3 separate regions of the Mus musculus genome follow, and all the other regions are linked to region 1. The links are chromatin loops, found by intact Hi-C in ENCODE. Cell type or tissue: left cerebral cortex. All regions are shown on one strand.

Region 1 (2,500 bases):
GTGTCCCGTGTGATTTCCTGGGGTCCACTGGAGCCAGTCACTTGGTGTAGCCCTTCTTTTGGCGTTATCTTTAGGCTCCTTGTTGTTGAGGAGTCACTATTGGCCTCTCCATCTGTCCCTGTAGCAGAGTCTCTCACTTTCAGGGCTGATTTCCTAATCCCCGGGCCCTGGAGAAGGCACTTCATTATTATCCCCACCTGCAATCAATCCTTATAGTTAGCGAGACACCTTGCATTTCGGGAAGTCACTGGAGTTGGGTTTTTGATGCACATCCTTGCTGGGATGGGTCACTTCTCCAGTTCCAAATCGGGTCTCTTCAGGACTTTGGCCTTTCCGGTTTCTAGAAGCAAGAGGTACTGTCAGGGAGTCAGAGCATATCTAGAAGAGTCTGATATTCTTCTGGAGTGAGAGGCAGATCAGGTGTTGTGTCCATTTGCTCCCATGTTTCCTCCACATTCACAGGGGAAGGCCCCTGCTCCTCAAGTTGGACTTCGGTCAGCAGTTGATCAAGGAAGAGCTCCAGAGGGTCCGTGTTCCCACCTTGAGTCGGGGCCTGTGCTTTGCCTGGTCCAGAGGGCTGTGCCACTTGGGGAGGCTGGGATTCTCTGCAGAAGGTTGGCCAGATGCTAGGGATCGAGGTATCCATGCCCGAATTTGCTGCTTCCTCCAGGGGCAGTAAGCTGTCCTGGGAACCTTCATGCTCCCTGCTGCCAGGATTTCTACCCCAATCCAGTGGGGCTGGCACATGCTCTTCCTTTTGGACTTCGTCCAGCAGTTGATCAAGGAGGAGGAGTTCCAGAGGGCCTGTGCTGTTTGCTTGAGTGCGGGCATCTTCTTGGCCCGATCCACAGGGCTGTGCCACTTGGGAAGTCTGGGACTCTCTGCAGAAGGAGTTTGAGTCGCTGGGGCTTGAAGTATCCAGGCCTGTACTTCCTGCTTCTCTCTGTGGCCAAAAGCTCTCCCACGAACCTTCATGCACCCTGCCACCAGGATCTACATCCCAATTCAGAGGGGCTGGAGCATGCTCTTCTACTTGGACTTCATCCAACAGTTGATAGAGCAAGAGCTCCAGGGGGTCCGTGTTCCCACCTTGAGTGGGGGCCTGTGCTTGGCCTGGTCCAGAGGGCTGTGCCACTTGGGGAGGCTGGGATTCTCTGCAGAAGGTTGGCCAGATGCTAGGGATCGAGGTATCCATGCCCGAATTTGCTGCTTCCTCCAGGGGCAGTAAGCTGTCCTGGGAACCTTCATGCTCCCTGCTGCCAGGATTTCTACCCCAATCCAGTGGGACTGGCACATGCTCTTCCTTTTGGACTTCGTCCAGCAGTTGATCAAGGAGGAGGAGTTCCAGAGGGCCTGTGCTGTCTGCTTGAGTGCGGGCATCTTCTTGGCCCGATCCACAGGGCTGTGCCACTTGGGAAGGAAAGGACTCTCTGCAGAAGGAGTTTGAGTCGCTGGGGCTTGAAGTATCCATGCCTGTACTTCCTGCTTCTTCCTGTGGCCAAAAGCTCTTCTGGGAACCTTCATGCACCCTGCCACCAGGGTCTCCATCCAAATTCAGAGGGGCTGGAGCAGGCTCTTCTACTTGGACTTCATCCAGCAGCTGATCAAGGAGGGGTTCCAGAGAGCCTGCGTTGCCTGCTTGAGTGGGGGCCTCTTGTTGGCCTGCTCCACGGGGCTGTGCCACTTGGAAAGGCTGGGACTCTCTGCAGAAGGAGGGCAAGTCGCTAGGGCTCGAGGTATCCATGCCCGTACTTCCTGCTTCTTCCTGTGGCAACAAGCTCTCCTGGGCACCTTCACGCTCTCTGCCTTCCGGACCTGTAGGGGCCCCATCCGACCCTTGTGACGCCAGCAAGTCTTGATCTTGAGCTGTGGGCCTGCCCCTCCTGTGGCGCCGCCGAGCTCTTCGGTTTTGAAACCATATGTGGATCGTGTCCTCGGGCAACCCTGTGTCACGCGCCAGCTCCTCCCTGGTAGCAAAGCCTGGTCGTGGGTTCCTCTCAAAGGCTTGCCCTAGGATCCTGCGCTGTAGCGAGGTGAGTCGAGTGCGAGGCCTTCTGCCAGATGAGCGCAGGCCTCTACCCTGTGGCCTGGATCCAAGCTCTTCCTGGAGCTGTGGCGAGGCTAGCCGCCTGGAGCCTCTGATGGACCTCTTTGAGGCATGCCCCTCCTCTCCACTGCGATTCCTGCGGTTCTGAAACCACACGCGGATGCGGCAATCTGAGACCCCCATTCGCTTGGCCAGCTCCTTCCTCTCCTTGAAGCTCAGGTATCTCTTCTCCTTAAAAGTTGATAGCAGGGCCTGCTCTTGCCAGGCCTGCCAAACCATCTTCCTGCGCCGCCGGGATTCCCGTGCCACACCACTGCCACCAACAGGGCTGCCAGCTTCTGCCATGGTGCCAATGACGGCCTCCCAGGAGTCCTTACCTTGGGAGACTCGACTCAGGACAGCTTCAGAACAAACACAAGCTGCAGCAACTGCCAGCAGAGTGGCTGTGACCAC
Region 2 (2,500 bases), 790 kb before region 1:
ACATTGGTGCCGAGGGAAATTTGCCTTTTAGCAGGTTTCCAGACTTAGGCACTTTGTATTAAACTTAGAGAAAATATAAGCATTGGGGCCACAGTACAAAGGTGAGGGATACCTGGCTCGTGCTTAGATTAAAGCTTTGGGGAACAGGAGTTGACCGCGAAAATGCTGACATTTCTCCTCCTGCCTCCTTTTTATGATCAATCAAGCCAAGGCTGCACATTCTTCTCTATCCTACCACTGCTAGTAAATTACAAGTCTGGCTTCTGGAAAGTGGTCTTCCATAGTCCAGATAGGCTCCAGGTTGACCAAATCTGATCGTTCATGGGGTTCAGCATCCTTGCCATAGACCCAGTCAAGTGTCCCAAGAGTCTCAGCAGGAAAAGAGCTAACACTTAGACCGTCCACCAGCTAGATTTTTGTTGTTGTTGTTGTTGTTGTTGTTCATTACAACTCAACTGGAACCAAGAGAAAGGATTTAGAGCACTGTTCCTTCTCAAACTCTCCATCTCTTCCACTGTGAAGCTCAGCCTCTCAGAGGGGGCCATGCTACCAGCCTAACCCGAGTAGACATTTAAGAGGAGCCATTAAACTGAGGCAATTATAATAGGAGCGTGGTATTTTTCTGAGTAAATGTGGATGGGATTTAGTAAGAGATTAGAATGTTATGTAGGCCCGAACAACCTGAAAAATGATAATGCCACCATGACCCATGTGAAAATGGGGCACAGAACTGGTCATGGTTATCAGGACTCCTACAGCGTTACAAACATTAGTGTGATGCAAGGTACCAAACACTGTGTTGTGAGTTAACAGTGCACACATGAAAGGGGGCACTTTGCCATGTACCCAATTTTGCCTTGCCAATCAACACCAGCAGCTGGAAGAGTGGCACATTCCATACAGCAGAATACAAGTCTTGACTCCAAGTACCTTGCTTAAGCTTGTTGAAGACTATGAAGAAGAAATCCAGATGCATGGTCCACAATGACAGCAATGCCACCGTTGTCTCTGGTATCTTTCTACCTGCCCCTCCCCCCAATTTTCAGGAATGCCTAATGCACAATCTCCTCATTTTTTTTAAAGAATTTTTTATTTAAGTTATGTATGTGAGTATGCTGTCACTCTCTTCAGACACACCAGAAGAGAGTATCAGATCCCATTACAGATGGCTGTGAGCCACCATGCTGTTGCTGGGACTTGAACTCAGGACCTCAAGGAGTAACCAGTGCTCTTACCCACTGAGCCATCTCACTAGCCCCCAATCTCCTGGTTTCTAATCCCCAAAACCCTGCTCTCTCTTCTTTCCTCATGCTTCCTTCTCTGTCTTCATTTCCCTCCACACCTGATCTTTGCTCCTAAACTGGTCCATGATTTCTAACTCACAGAATGAAATCAGCCGACCATCTATCCTCCCCACGTCTCCATTTTATCTCCTGACCTGGCATCACAAACAATCTAAACTCCTTTCTAGAAATGCCAAAACCCTTCAGAAAGTGATGGATCAGGCAAGGCTAAATGAGCAGGGAAAGAATTCTTTTTGGGGGTGAAAAACTATAAGGAAAGCTAAGAATTCTTATGCAGTATTTTCAATCATGAATATAATAGAAATGCTGAATATATACTGTACATGTAAGGACATGTTTTAAATGTTTTTACACAGTCCATTCCTTTAAGTCCAAGGAAGTTTTGGGATGCTCTGGAGTTTTGTTTTTATAAATTACTATTATCATTCCTGTGGTTTAAAGGAAGAAACTAAGGATTAGTGGATACATATTACACAAGAGAAATGAAGACAAAACTAGGCCTAGGGTTTCCCTGAGTTGAGAATCCTAAACACTTTTATGCATTTACATAAAATACATAATTTGCCTATATACAAACGCTGAAGCTCTCAATTTTTACAATATTTTTTTAATTAGCTATGTGTGTAAGAGGTATATGCATGTGAGTATGGATGACCTAGAGGCCAAAAGTGCCAGATACCCTGATATTGGAGTTGTAAGCAGCCACGAATAGAGTAGTATTGGGTGCTAGAAACCAAAATCAGGTCCTCTACAAGAGCAATACTGTTCTTAAACACTGAGTCATCTTTCTATCCTTATCCCTTTTCCAGCGAATGTTTTCTGATGGATACTATCAGGAGCTTTAAAATACTTCAGAATGTACACACACACACACACACACACACACACACACACACATACGCCCATATAAATGGCAACAACATATTAACAACATATTGTGAGCACCCTACAGAATTTACTTATTTAACTTACAAGATAAACATGCCTACAATTTTTCCAATTTGTTTTTCTTACTTCTCTGAAGTGCAGGGTCCCTCTCCCCCAGCCAAGGCCACAGCATCAATGCAGAATTCGCTGTCTTTTACGTAATCTGCTAGGCCTTCCTTTGAGATATTCCTTACTACTGTGACTCTTATTCACATGACTTCTATCACAACTGTCCTACTGTCTCACCATTTTGGAAGCATCACTTTAGC
Region 3 (2,500 bases), 790 kb before region 1:
GCAAAAGAACATTTGCCTATTATGGAGTTAGGCAAAAATAATAGGCAAAATAGGCAAAAAAAAAAAAAAATGGACAATTGTTTTTCTGCCCTGGCCCATCTCGTTAACATAGCTGAAATGAAAATTCAGTTACTGAACACCAAAAGTATTTAGTCCAGATCTTGTTAAGGGAGTTTTATAACTTAATCAGCCTACTTCAAAATGCTGAATGATGAAAGCATCAAGGCAGAGTTGGATGACCACCATACAAGCAGCTAATGGTGACGATGTTCAATCTCTCATCTGTACATGGCTGTAATGTGCTATATAATAACACAATAAGTATTGAAAATGTAACTATAAATACAATAAGATGTCTACTTCAAGTTTGTAAGTTTGTTATATAATAAAGTAACTGAAAACAAATATAATATGCATTGTAACATAGAAGAATCTAAAATATAGAATATCTTATAATCTTAAAATTGAAGAAAAAATTAAAAGAATTTTGCACATATGATCTTGGTCAGAAGGCTGGAAAGCAATTAAATAAATTTGTTATTCAAAATACATAACTTTTCTGCCGTACAGAAAAAAATTATATAGTTTTCAGGAAAATGTAAACAGTTGGAGATAGTTTTATTAAGTGACTTAAATCAGTATCAGAAAAAATTGCATGTGTTTCTCATTTACGGGCCCTATGTTTTATATAAATATATAAAATCATATATGTACAGATGATGTAACCACGGAAGCAAATATGTGTGGGGGGGAACAGAGGGAAGATCAAAAGGGGAAATGATTAAGGGGGAGAAAAGAGAGGATTGGTAGTGAGGAGGGAGAATATACGCAAAGTACATGACATGTGAGCATTTGTAACATAGTATAATGAAATTTTAAGTTAAATAATAATAATGCGTTGGGAGAGAAAGAACACCAAGCTTTTTCTCTGAACTTGACACAAAGCCAAAGAATGAAAAAAGTTCCTTTGAAAGCCTGCATCAAGAACTCATTTTAATTCATTTAATCTTGAATGTTTATTAAGTTTTTCATTATATTGTAGAAGGGTCTGTGCGTGAATGTGTGTTTTTGTGTGTGTGTGTGTGTGTGTGTGTGTGTGTGTGTATGTGTGTGAATGTAGATACTAAGATAGCCAGAAGTGCAGAGTCTCCACAAACTAGAGATTCAAAGGATTGGGAAGCATCTGACATGGATATTGAGGGTCAAACTCAGGTTCTCTGCAAGAGCAGCAATGTGCTATTCACCACTGAGTCATCTCTTCTGCCCCTGCCTTTGAATCCTTGGAAGCTTTCGCTAAAGAAAGTTCTATTGTGTTTAAAATCCAGAAAATTCTTATTTAAAAAACTCTTGGTGGAAGATTCACTTAGAACACCAGAGGAGTACACAGTAAGCTGAACAGAGCTTCTGGTTTCTCTGTCCACTTGTAGCAGATCCTCTGCCACAGGGCTCCACAGGCAAATAGCTCTGAGAAGGAGCAAGCCTCCAGGAGTGTGAAAAGGCCTGTGAGTGCAGGTAGGACTACCACTGCTGCTCAGAGTAACCCACCTGGAACCCTCAGGACACAGGAACTGAGGGGCTGCCTGAAACAGGATTCTTCCAGTCTCCTTCTGTGCCCAGAGCTGATCATGTACCACCGAGCTACATACAAAATACGACCAGGAGAGAGCTGGTCTCCCAGGAGTGCCTACAAACCTGCAAGCATAGATAAGACCACCACTTCTCTTCAAATTCCTGGCCCAAGAGGGACCCTCACAGAGCCATCAGGACACAGGAACCAAGGATTATCTGGGGAAAGGATCCTTCTGGTCTCTGTCTGCACCCCAGAGCAGATGCTATACCACATCTCTCCATCCCAAATCCTCCTGAAGAGAAGTGGTCTCTCAGGAGTACTTCTCCCATCACAGTGAACCCTGGTTACCCTAGTACACCAGAAAATCAAGACCCTGATTTAAAATCACATCTCATGATGATGATTGAGGAATTTAAGAAGGACCTAAATAAATCCCTTAAAGAACTACAACTTAACACAGGTAAACAAGTGGAAGACCTTAAAGAGTAAACACACACACACACACACACACACACACACACACACAAAATCCCTTAAAGAATTACAGGAAAACACAACCAAACAGATGAAGGAATTGAACAAAACCACCCAGGATGTAAAAATGGAAATAGAAACAATAAAGAAACCACAAAGGTAGACAACACTGGAGATAGAAAACCTACGAAAGAGATCAGGAGTCATAGATACACATTACAAACAGAATACAAGAGATAGAAGAGAAAATCTCAGGTGCAGAAGATTCCATAGAGAACATTGGCACAACAATCAAAGAAAATGCAAAATGCAAAAAGCTCCTAACCCAAAACATCCAAGAAATCCAGAACACAACGAGAAGACCAAACCTAAGGATCATAGGTATAGAAGTGAGTGAAGATTTCCAACTTAAAGGGCCAGTAAATATCTTCAACAAAATTTTAGAAGAAAACTTCG

What was found. Hi-C counts contacts between places; a loop is a spot of excess contacts. Peaks named below come from ENCODE experiments on the same cell type or tissue, not always from the same donor. Only the 100,000 strongest peaks of a DNase experiment are listed, where the experiment ranks them.
Region 2: it touches region 1 in a loop (10-fold over the local background); 14 of 42 quality-filtered maps call a loop at or near these places.
Region 3: it touches region 1 in a loop (8-fold over the local background); 14 of 42 quality-filtered maps call a loop at or near these places.

The regions. Positions count from the first base shown.
Region 1 is chr10:58,230,284-58,232,783 of GRCm38, forward strand. Duxf3 reads right to left here. Exons shown (of 1, transcript XM_030245412.1): 1 at 1-2,500. The coding sequence starts at 2,392. The coding sequence ends at 368. Among named protein-coding and RNA genes, the nearest start is that of Duxf3, 1.6 kb to the right of the region's middle. In left cerebral cortex, no CTCF peak of the experiment used is centred here; DNase peaks (open chromatin) are centred at 1,022, 1,684, 1,862 and 2,474.
Region 2 is chr10:57,444,885-57,447,384 of GRCm38, forward strand. No RefSeq gene overlaps it. Among named protein-coding and RNA genes, the nearest start is that of 4930467K11Rik, 40 kb to the right of the region's middle. In left cerebral cortex, no CTCF peak of the experiment used is centred here; a DNase peak (open chromatin) is centred at 1,005.
Region 3 is chr10:57,436,560-57,439,059 of GRCm38, forward strand. No RefSeq gene overlaps it. Among named protein-coding and RNA genes, the nearest start is that of 4930467K11Rik, 49 kb to the right of the region's middle. In left cerebral cortex, no CTCF peak of the experiment used is centred here; a DNase peak (open chromatin) is centred at 1,455.